3 separate regions of the Homo sapiens genome follow, and regions 1 and 3 are each linked to region 2. The links are chromatin contacts, found by Hi-C in ENCODE. All regions are on one chromosome and are shown on one strand. The core of a region is the stretch at or near the end of the contact, and the rest is flanking DNA. Distances in the headings are between cores, read along the strand shown.

Evidence for each region. Hi-C counts contacts between places; a loop is a spot of excess contacts on that map. Pooled maps may share reads with other maps.
Region 1: a pooled map shows a loop between it and region 2 (23-fold over the local background). The contact joins the promoter of PSMF1 here to the promoter of PCED1A in region 2. A Hi-C loop is called at or near these places in 2 of 37 single-sample maps with no recorded cell type and 11 of 50 pooled maps.
Region 3: a pooled map shows a loop between it and region 2 (28-fold over the local background). The contact joins the promoter of NSFL1C here to the promoter of PCED1A in region 2. A Hi-C loop is called at or near these places in 10 of 50 pooled maps.

The regions. Positions count from the first base shown.
Region 1 is chr20:1,116,971-1,120,520 of GRCh38, reverse strand. PSMF1 (proteasome inhibitor subunit 1) reads right to left here and starts at 1,919. Exons shown (of 7, transcript NM_006814.5): 1 at 1,619-1,919. The coding sequence starts at 1,747. LOC105372493 (a long non-coding RNA gene) reads left to right here and starts at 2,073. Exons shown (of 2, transcript NR_136535.1): 1 at 2,073-2,137; 2 at 2,533-2,669. RefSeq lists enhancers at 1,647-1,776, 1,817-2,006, 2,017-2,066, 2,077-2,126, 1,526-2,168.
Region 2 is chr20:2,838,199-2,842,025 of GRCh38, reverse strand. PCED1A (PC-esterase domain containing 1A) reads left to right here and starts at 1,371. Exons shown (of 8, transcript NM_022760.6): 1 at 1,371-1,815; 2 at 2,093-2,237; 3 at 2,755-2,834; 4 at 2,944-3,182; 5 at 3,280-3,430; 6 at 3,548-3,794. The coding sequence starts at 2,114. VPS16 (VPS16 core subunit of CORVET and HOPS complexes) reads right to left here and starts at 1,281. Exons shown (of 24, transcript NM_022575.4): 1 at 1,199-1,281. The coding sequence starts at 1,251. RefSeq lists enhancers at 473-1,004, 1,538-2,069, 3,546-3,827.
Region 3 is chr20:1,464,627-1,468,584 of GRCh38, reverse strand. It overlaps NSFL1C (NSFL1 cofactor), which reads left to right and starts at 1,736. Exons shown (of 9, transcript NM_016143.5): 1 at 1,736-1,865. The coding sequence starts at 1,761. RefSeq lists a silencer at 1,442-1,711 and an enhancer at 2,006-2,507.

The DNA.
Region 1 (3,550 bases), core at 670-3,169, 1.7 Mb after region 2:
GAAAGAGGGGCCTGACGCTGAAATGGGGGTGCTGTCTCTACCTGGTCCCAAGGTCTGAAATGCTGGAAGACATTTGGAAGGTATGTGGAATGAAGAGCAGCACAAAGAGAAAGGTCAGGGACAGATGTGTTTGGGAAGGTGAAATGATTCCTGCTTCCAGGTATGTGTGTGTGAAAGGCTAGCTGTTCTTTTCCATCCTCATATCTAGTCTTAGAGCCCATTTGAGAGATGAAGTATGTGTGAGTTTGGAGGTGGGAATGGGGATCCTGAGTGTGTACCTGGGGTCCCAGTGAGATAATTGAGGTCTGGGGAAAAAAAGAGCCAGAAATCCCTGACGGTTCTTGTGTTCTGATTCCTGCTGGAGGGGGTAAAGTGTGAGAGGGGTATGGTGGTCTTGGTCTTTAGTTCTAAGAGACAGAGAGGAATAGGGACAGCAGTGAGGGGTGGGGGAAAGGGGATACTTGTCTAAGTGCTCAGAATGTACAAAGCAAGTTTGAAGAGAGGTCCCTAAAGCTATGTCAGGAGGGGAGAATTAAGACTCTATTTGAGAAGCTAAAAAAAATGATTAGAGGAGTTGAGAACTGAAGCAGTCAAAAAGGAGAGGAAGGGTGAAATCTCATGGCAAGATGCAATAGGTGGGGTGGTCTGTTTCCCATGGCTAGTCTTGGTTCTGAGAGTGAGAGAACAGTGACAGTGAGGGGCAGGCATGGAGGCAGGCCCACTTCTCCCAGGAAGCAGATGTCTAGGATGATGTGGATGTTGGGGATGAGGGTCACAGGGAAGAGACAGGAAAGAAAGAAGAATGCCAGAGCAAAGAATTAGTGAGGTGGGTTGGGTCCAGCAGTCCTAGAACTCTGTGGGGATGACAACGACGTCCCTAGCTGTAAGAGGTGGAGCCTGGGGATGGGAGAAGAGGGGCTGGCCCTATGGGGACAACTATGAGGAGAAAATCTTATATGACCCTCACACCCAGGGTGTATGTGTGTACGACTCTGGGGGTGATTGCTTCCTAGAGCTTGAGTTGGGGATGGCAGTAGCGAGTGGACTATGCTGGGCCCTTCAGTAAAGGGTGAAAGGCGTGTGAACTCTCTGGGCCCATGCTAACGGGTGAAAAAAGGGCCCTGGCCTGGGGCTGAGTAGGTCAAAGCTCACTCCTGTACCTGTGCTTGGATCCAGATGTTTGGTGGAGGCTCTACTGTGGTATGAGGGCGGAACTGAGTCAGTCCCCTCACCCCGAGGCTGGGTGGTAAGGAGTTCAGACGGGATCAGGTGGGTGAGAAGTGCTCTGGGGAGCTAAACTCCTGTCTAGATTCTTTGCCATTCTATGGAATGCTAGATCCACACAGTCCTGGCCTGAGAGGCTGCCAGGCTGTGTTGAAGCGAGTGTCCGCCCTTGAGTTTACAAATCATGTTGTGCCAGCTGTGCCGTGAGGGACTCTGGGCTGGGATGGGGCAGGTGAGCAACCTCCGACCCGCAGGTTTTACCAACGCTGCCATCTGCCCCAGACCCTGCACTGGGAGAAGCGGGGAAATCGGGCGCTCTGGACCAGGCCTCCGGTACTCTGAGTTTGGGCAGAAGACAGTTCCCTCCTCCACCCTGGCCGGCTCCGTGGCGTACCTGGTCACCGACACCCAAGCCGAAGTAACCGTGTGTCACCACTTCCCAATGCAAGAAGCAGACGAGCGCGTCCTGCCTGCAGGTGATGGCCGGCGCTGCCGATGCGAACAGTACCTCCAGGCCCGCCATGAGCGCCCGCGACTTCGGCGTCTGGAGGAAAGAAGGGGGCGGGGGTAGTGCAGTGAGCCGGCTCCGCGGCCGGGGTAGCTATAACTCTGCTTCCCTCTTGCGCTGGTTCTTGCCGAGTCCACACCTGAGACCAAAATGGAGACGCCCGGGGACGGGGCGGGGCGGGGAAGCCGGAAGTAGTCCCAACAGCGGGCGCAACTGCGTGAGGCGCGCCGGGTTGGCAACGCGAGCGCAGCACTGAAAGGTTCCGCCAGGGAGTGCGAGCGGGGCGTGGCCCCTCAAAGCCGGAAGCCGGGTCTTGGCGGCAGTCGACAGGATCGCCTGACGCGGGCACAGCGTCCTCCAAGAGGCCACCTTGCTGAGAGGCAGACTTCCCATCCACAAAATGGGGTATGCTAGGCCGGGGAAGGGGCTGGGAAATGTGGCTAAAATACATTCTTAATAATCGTTAACACGTTCGCCGTGCTTGCTACCGTCCACATTATTCTAAACGCTTTACTTGTATTCATTTATTTAATCTTCACAACCCAACTCTATGCAGTTGATATTAACGATTAATGTGCCTCATTGCACAGATGAGGAAACTGAGGCGCAGAGGGATAATTTGACCAAGATGACAACAGCCAGCCGGTGAACGGCTGAAATGGTTATGGGAACCTGGCAGTCTGGCTTCTAAGATAACATTTATTAAGTGTTTATTGTGTGCTACATCGTGCGCTAAAACCTTTACATCACCCTCTCAACAACTCTATGAAGTATGGACCGTTATTATCCCCATTTTGCAGATGACAAAACGGCTCAGAGTTGAAACCACTTCTCCAAGGAGACACAACTGCTGCCCGCAGAGCTGAAGCTCCTGACCCACTATCAAATTTCAATCATTTATTTGCCTACCCCCTTTATGATTTTTACCACCCGTTACTTCAACAAGTTTCATGAAATCCACTTATTGTTTTTACCCAAATAAATTTAGTTTCCCCATCCCAGTCACTAACCTGGTTCAAGCTCCTGTCATCTTTCACTTGGATGCCTGGCATCAGCCTCAGAACTGCCCCATTCCATTCCTGTCTCTCTCTAGTCTGTACTGCACTCCGCAACCAGAGAGATTCTGTTAGAAAACAAGTCAGATCGGCCAGGTGTGGCGGCTCATGCCTGTAATCCCAGCACTTTGTGAGGCCGAGGCAGGCGGATCACTTGAGGTCAGGAGTTTGAGACCAGCCTGGCCAACATGGTGAAACCCTGTCTCTACTAAAAATACAAAAATTAGCTGGGTGTGGTGGCGCACGCCTTTAGTCCCAGGTACTCGGGAGGCTGAGGCATGAGAATCAATCGAACCCGGGAGGTGGAGGTGGAGGTTGCAGTGAGCCAAGATCGCACCATTGCACTTCAGCCTGGGCAACAGAGCGATCTTCTGTCTCAAAAAAGAAAAAAAAAAAAAAAGAAAAGTCAGATCACATCCGTTGGCTCAAAATCGTCACACTCAATGGAAAAGTAAAGTCCTCCCCATGGTCTGCAGGAATCTGCATGTGGTCTGCCATCTCCTGCCCCAGCCCTGCCAGCCCTGTACCTCTCTGATTCAGTCTCCTTCAACTGTCCTCTCATCCCCTTTATACGTGCAATAACCTTGGCTCCCCCTCTTCTCTCACATCTACATCTGGTCCAACAGCAAAGCTAGTTGACTCCACTCTCAAAATATATTATGAATCTGACCACTTCCCATCACCTTCACTGCTTCCACTCTGGTCTGATCCTCCAGCATCTCACACTTAGACTATTGCAGTAGCTTCCCAGCCAGTTTCCCTG
Region 2 (3,827 bases), core at 122-2,621:
CCCAGTACTTTGGGAGGCCAAGGTGGATAGATTGCTTAAGGTCAGAAGTTCAAGACCAGCCTGGCCACCATGGTGAAACCTCACCTCTAGCAAAAAATACAAAAATTAGCCGGGCGTGGTGACAGGGGCCTGCAGTCTCAGCCACTCGGGAGGCTGAGGCAGGAGAATCCCTTGAACCCGGGAGGCGGAGGTTGCAGTGAGCCGAGTGCCCCTGCACTCCAGCCTGGGCAACAGAGGAAGACTCTGTCAAAAAAAAAAAAAATGCTTTCAGCCCTGAAGGAGCCTGGTTTAGCAGAAGAAACCTATACAAATGTCGCCTAAATATACAAATAGACCATACCTAAAAGACCCTAGCACTGGGCCCAGTGAGGCCCACAGGATTCTATTGGGGGAGAATCAGGCACAGTTCCAGAAAGAACCCTTGAACTACTAAGTCCTGAAGGATGCGCAAAATTCTTCAGTGAGATAAAGAGAGAAATGGCAGTATCCACAGAAACTGCAGACTGGTTAGGGCCTTGTAATTCTGCGCAGCTGGAACGCAAGATTTGGGTAGGAGAGCGGTAGATGAGGTTGGAGAGACAAACGGGCTGCCTTACAGATAGACGTTCCACGAGAAGTTCGTAGTTTTTCCTATTAGGGAAGCTATGGGAAAATCCTAATCTGGGTAACGATGTAACGGGTTTACACTTTAGAAAAATCCGTGGTTTAGGACTCTACAACTCCCATGGGCGGGCTGCCCTAACCCAGGGGTTCCCACTTCCGCTGTTCCGGGATTCACGGACGACTCGCCCCCTTTTCCCAGCCTTGGTCAGCACTGTTACCCCGCCCGCCGTGCGATCCCGCCCCCCTCGGAGCGCCCCTGTGGTCTGACTTCAGCAGCACTTTCCGGCAGGAGACTGGGCACTCGCTGTCACCCGCGAGCTGCCTCCCTCAGCGAGATCTGAGCATCTTTCCGGAGGCTAACAGACCTGGGCTTCGGGGTGACCACTGTGCTTGCCTCAGTTTCCTTTTCTGGAGCAGGGGAAGGCCCGGCTCCCTGCCCAAAGGCGGCTGTGCGCTAAGTGGCAGACGCTCGGGGAGAGCCGGCGCGGGGCGGACCCCAGCGCCAGTAGTGACAGGGGCGAACGCCGCCGGGAGACTCCAGCCGGCGGGCGAGCAGGGTAAGCCAGGCCGTGGGCGGGAGGGCGGGGCAGCTCACCGGTAAAAGGCAGAGTCCCCGAGTGGGTTCCAGTTCGCCGTGTAGCAGTCCATGGCTGGTGCAGACGGCAGCTGGGAAGCACCGAGGGGACACCCACCTAGAGCGGGCTCCAGGCCGGCACTTCCGCTTCCGCCCGTCCGGGTCACGTGGCGAGGCCGCCGCCGCGGCCATCACCACTGTGGGCAGCCTCACTTGGCTGCCGCCCCGAGACCCCAGCCCGTACCTGGGCTTCGCGCCCGCCAAGTGGGCCCAGCCCTGGCTCCTGCGCCCTGTGGCGGCCACCTCCATCGCCTTGCTTTCCCTTCGGGCACTGGGGGTCGCTCAGGGCGGGACATGGGTGAACGGAAGTGGAAGCTGTGAGCGTCGCAGCCCGAGGCGCCGAGGCCTGAGGCGCCGTCGGGGCCACAGCGACGCTCGCATGGAGAGCGCTGGGCGCTGGGCTGTGCACCGACGGCTAACCTGGACCCACGGTCTCTGCGGGGCGGGAGCTTTGCAGAACCGACTGGCCGACTGGGGCGCGGGAACATGAGGCTTGGCTAGGAGCCCGCTGCGGGCCAGGCGCGCGGTGCGCAGGCATACCCGGGTCGCGGGTGAACACCGCGGAGCCCCGGGACTTGGTAATTGGCGCGAGCGGGTGCGCGCATGCGCGGGACGGCGGCGGGCACGTGGCGAGGCGCAGGGCGGCGCCGCGCGGGAAGCTCCCCAGTGCCCTGGAGGCCTGCTGGCTGGACGACCCCCTGCCTCTGGTACCAAGTGTGACCAAGGCTGGCGCCACCATGGCTCTGCTGCCGTCACCTCCTCCCTTTAGCATTGAGCAGCCCCGGAGGGGCTAGCCCTGAGGCTGACCTGCCCAGAGTCCCCACCATCGCGCTGCTTAGTGGCCTCTCCCTGCAGCCTGTCGTTGCTGGTGGCGGCATGGTCTTCTGTCTGTCGAGCGAGGAGCCGCGCCGCCCGCTGCGAAGCGACATGGTCCACTTCCAGGCCTCGGAAGTCCAGCAGCTGCTACACAACAAGTTCGTGGTCATCTTGGGGGACTCCAGTGAGTGCCTCTTCTAGGGTGACGCTTCCAGTCCCACACCTTGCAGCCCGTTCAGTGTGTCTGGACCATTTGTTTCCATCTCACATCTCTTGTCTGTCTTCTGGTCTGTTCCGTCCAGTAGGTTTTCTCTTTTTATGTCCCACACATCTTCCACAGGAGTCCTGACAGGTGTAATAACCTGTGCACTTTTTAGCCCATCCTTGCTCAGCATTTCTCGCCCTGACAGCTCCCCATAATTTCCATCACGAAAGCGTTGCATTGTGTAGTGTGTCTCCTGGGTGACTTGGCCGACTTAATTTCTGCCAGGTGATCTTGGGTCACTGTATACTGCTGGCCAGGAGGCACACAGAACAGAGGCAATGCCAGGACTTTTTAACCTCATCTTTTCTCCTGCGTCTAAGTCAACCACAGAGCTGGTGTCGGGCACCTCAGCCCTGGGAAAATGGGGTCCTGGACTTGGAAGGAGCTGGGGCAGGCTGAGGTCTGCCTCAGCCTTGGGATCTCTGTCTCCTCCCAGTTCAGAGGGCTGTGTACAAGGACCTGGTGCTCTTGCTCCAGAAAGACTCACTGCTCACAGCTGCCCAGCTGAAAGCCAAGGTGAGGGAAGCTTGGTGGCCATGTCAGTGGTGGGTGGGCACAGACCCTGGCCTGGCAGGGTTCTCCTCCCTGGCATGGGTCTGACCAGTAGGGTGGGGGGGGTGGGTAGGGGGAGCTGAGCTTTGAACAGGACCAGCTGGTGGCTGGGGGCCAGCTGGGCGAGCTGCACAACGGGACACAGTATCGTGAGGTCCGCCAGTTCTGCTCGGGCTCTGGCCACCACCTTGTGCGCTTCTACTTCCTCACTCGTGTTTACTCCGAGTACCTTGAGGATGTTCTGGAAGAGCTGACATATGGACCTGCCCCGGACCTGGTGATCATCAACTCCTGCCTCTGGGATCTCTCCAGGTTGGGGCGAGGGAAAGGGGAATACTGGTTGGGGCTGGAAGTACGGCTGAGGCAGTCCACCCTTGTGCTCTTGCCCACCCTGTGTGTTATCCAACAGATATGGTCGCTGCTCAATGGAGAGCTACCGGGAGAACCTGGAGCGGGTGTTTGTGCGCATGGACCAAGTATTGCCAGACTCCTGCCTGCTGGTGTGGAACATGGCGATGCCCCTCGGGGAACGTATCACTGGGGGTTTCCTCCTGCCAGAGGCAAGTGACTGAGGCCCATCAGGACAAGAGATGGGATAGCAGACTGGTAGATAGGACACCCTGCTTTCAGACCCTGCTGCGTTCTGTGGCTCTTAGAGGCTGCACTTTCTCACTTAGCTCCAGCCCCTGGCAGGCTCCCTGCGGCGGGATGTGGTTGAAGGGAACTTCTACAGTGCTACGCTGGCCGGGGACCACTGCTTTGATGTCCTAGACCTCCACTTTCACTTCCGGCATGCAGTACAGCACCGTCATCGGGATGGTGTCCACTGGGACCAGCATGCACACCGCCACCTCTCACACCTGCTTCTGACCCATGTGGCTGACGCCTGGGGCGTGGAGCTGCCCAAGCGTGGCTATCCCCCTGGTGAGCCCTACCATAAGTGGGGGGGTAGTGATG
Region 3 (3,958 bases), core at 487-2,986, 1.4 Mb after region 2:
TCGAGTTGACACAATGATGAAAGGGGTAAGTCCTAGGGACCGGGGCTGGTCCTGGGTGGCCTTGCAATAGAAAGGAGAGTCTCACACCACAAAGAAAGGACCCTCCTCCCATGCCTCCTGCCAGGGCCTATTGTGGCTGCAACCATGCTCCTAATAACCTAACCCAAGCCCTAACTCGTTTGTCATATAAACTTAAAGGATTTCTTGCACAGTGTTAATAAGACACCGAATTTTCCAGGAAAGCAACTATTGTGTCAATTGAGGGAAGACTGGACTTTGTGCTGTTCATAACCTGATTAAGAGGGGTTTTGACTAAGCCTGGGCACCTTCTCAAGGTCTCCTTGAGAAAGGGACACCTGAACTGAGAGCTGAAGAATGAGCAGGGGCCGACAGAGGAAGAGGAAGGGAAGAGTGTCCCACGGTGGTGTTGGAAATTAAAGCTCGAAGTCTCAAGGAAAACCAGCACTGAAATAAAAGATTTTTCAGCAAAGCCAATTTACTTCTGCAGAAGGGTGCCACTCACACATCTGGTCTTCAGGAAAGCACACCGAACAAAAGAGAGAAGGGGTTTTTATCCCTAATGCGGTTAGTCGCTGCTTCTGTGTCCTGTTCCCATTGGCTGGGGCTGGACTGCGCAATCTAAGCTAATCCCGATTGGCTAGTTCAAATGGAGCAGAAATGTGGGCTACAGTGGTAGGGCAAGCGGTTTCGGCAGGAAGAAGAGTTTCCGCGGGAATGGCAATTGTAGCGAGGGTATCCAAGGGAACAGATGTGAGTTATAGATTAGGACCCGCGGGAAGGTTGTTTACCGTAACTAGGGGTAAGGAGGTACAAAGAACAAGGAAGTTAGGCTTTGAAAATAGAGAACAAAGAACAAGTAAGCTGAACAAGTAAGTTCCTCTTTGGAGAGGCAAGAGGGCAAAGAAGCTGAGGACCCAGAAGACAGGATTGTGCCTAAGAAAGTGGCCTTGGAGCAGAGGCCCAAAGAAAGCGGGGAGAGCGCCTTGCCCATCGGTAAGGGAAAGGTGCTCCAGGCACAGAAGCAGCTAATGCAACGGCCCTGAGGCAAATGCAAGATAACTGGCAAGTTCCAGGAACAGCAAGGAGGGCAAGGCGCCTGGAGCAGAGGAAGCTAGCGGATCCCTTGATGAGAGGGAGGAACTGGCCCATCTCTCATGGGTCCTGCAGGCAGGCCATGAGACTGTCTTTTATGCGGGGCGAGATAACGAGGCATGGACGTGTTGTGAGCGGAGGCCTAGCCTGTTCAAGGTCTGAATTTTTACCCCTAGAATGTAAGAAGCATGGGAGCAGGGACTTTGTTTTGCTCCCTGCCATATCCACAGCCCTAGAAAAACGTCGGGCCATTGATAGCTCTCAGTAAATGCTTGACAAGTAAGTGAATGAACGAATGCACAATTAATGAAATGAGGGCTGCGTCAATGAATAACTGGGAATCTGACTCCTGCAGGGAGCCTTCAGCCCACAGGTGTATGTAAGACCCGCCCCGCCTCTCATCCTTCGGGCTCCCACCCCCGCCGTTAGGCTGCGGTTCGCGCCGCGGTCGCCAGAGGGCGCGGAGCGGCGGGGCTTCCCGCACGGAGGGCTTTGCGTGAGGCACCGCGTGGGGCGGGGCTGCGGGCGGGCTCCCAGCTGCTGGGCCCTCATCGGCTGGGCCTCGTCGACCGGCAAGCGGAACGCGGCAGCGGGGCTGGGCCTGTGCGGCGGCCGCCGGAGCGCTTTGGAAGGCGCACGGGGCGAAGATGGCGGCGGAGCGACAGGAGGCGCTGAGGGAGTTCGTGGCGGTGACGGGCGCCGAGGAGGACCGGGCCCGCTTCTTTCTCGAGTCGGCCGGCTGGGACTTGCAGGTAGCGCCGCGCGGCGGGCTGTGTCGGGTGGGCCGGGGACTGCTGGGAGCGGGCGCCTGGTGCCTTAAGCCCGCGGCGGCCGAAGCGCACAGTCATCCCCGCTCTACCGCGGCCCGACCCAGGCCTCATGGTCCCGGGACCGCTTGTCACGCGTCGCCTGCTCGGCTTGGGAGTGGGGGAACGCGGGCCAGCCCCAGCCAGTTCTGCCGTGCCAGTTTCACCCTGCCTCGCCCGCTTGCGGCGTCAGCGAGACTTCGGGCGCTGCGGCAGCCGGCGAGGAGAGGGAGCGCCTGGGGGCGTGGCTGCCGCGCCGAGTATCTGCTGGAGGCCGGGCTGGTCCGAGTGAGCAGCTCTTGGGTGAAGCCCCACTCGGGACTAGGTGGCCGCTCATTTCCACTTCCGAAGTCCAGCCCGGGAGTTGACCGCCGCCCAGCCTTCCTAATTGCTGGGAGAATACCTCTGGGGTGGTGGCGCAAGGTTGGAGCTTCTTCACCTTGCGTAGTTAACTTATCTGTAAAATGGGAGTCTCGTGGAAATTGCTGTGTAGTTCATTGGCACGTACTGAGTATTCACTAAATACTTGCTAAGAAGACTTAAGCTTCACGAGGCAGGGATTTTTGTACACTGATGAATTCCCAGTGCCTGGAACAATGCCTGGCACATAATAAGCATTCGGTAATTAACTGTAGAAAGAATTGCATAAATATTCTTGGCCAGCTTCGTCTTAGGTAGATGATGACGGTGATGACTAATATTTATTGAGTACCTACCATGAGCCAAGCGCTGTTCTGACTGCTTTACATGTCTTTTGTCATTTAACCTTCGCATTTTGCAGCTGAGATTAAAGAGGTTAAGTAACTTGCTCAAGGCCTCACTAGCTACCAGGCAGAAGAGGTAGAAGTGGAACCCAGTTCTGTCTGATTGCAAGCAGACAGAGCCCAAGCTTTAAACCACCATGTGCCAAGCACTTTACATAATATGATTCGTTGGATCCTAGCAACACTATGAGGTAAAGACTAGACCCATTTTATGGATGAGGAATTGGAAGCACAGAGGGCAAAGAATTTGCTCAGGGTCACATAGCCAGTAAGTAGCGGGGTTGGAATTTGAACTGAGTCTGCTGCCAAACGTAAATTACTCCCCAAACATAAGAATTCGGTAAAGCATCACACCTAGATCACACCTAGACACAATGGGAAGCCCCTATGCTGGGCAGAAATAAAAAGTTTCTACCTGAAAGACCTAAAAGCACACAGTGTTGTGACCAACAGATCTTCTGTCTCGTTCCCCTCACATTGTAGTGGGGAAACTGAGGATCATGCATGTGACTTGCCTGGCAGGAACAGGACTTGAATGTAGGCTCCCTGAGAATGCCAGTTCACTACATGGCCTGAGACAGCACACTGCCTCCCAGCAGATTACTTTTATCCCTTGACAGCTCACTGTCTCCTGTGAAGTTGGTGACCCTGAGGACAGAGGCCATGTCTATTTCATCTCTGTGACCTCAATGCTTTCTTGTGTTTGTGCAAAGCAAGTGATTAGTGAATGCCTGTCCGTTGAGTTGGTGACAGAGATGTCACAAATGACCAAAGGATTCCCATATTCCTTCTGTATGTGTAAACCTAAGATGCGAGTATGCATAAATCTTAATGGATTATCTCATCCAGTGTGCAGGTTGGTGAGACAGGTACCCCCATTTCACAGATTAGGAAACAACTTGAAAGAAAGGAAAAGTAGCAACCTGGACTGACTCCACAGTTCCTGACTCCGGGCTGTACTGGAAGCGCTTAAGAGTGAGGGCCTAAGCACACTAGCAGGGATGGAACCTGGCTCCTCTCTTTACCAGTTGTGTAAACTTGAACAAATTTTTTTTTAATCCTCAGTGCTTCTGTATCAACTATAAAATGAGATGATAAGAGTACTAATAGCATAGAGTTCTTGAGGATTAAACAAATTAACGTATGTAGAATGCTCAGAACAACCTGGCATGTAAATGCTCACTAAATGTGTGCTACTTTTACTAGATCACGTTTCTTCATAAAATGAGAATAAAGAGTGTCTTCCACCCCAGCCATTCTTACTGCCTTCTTTTC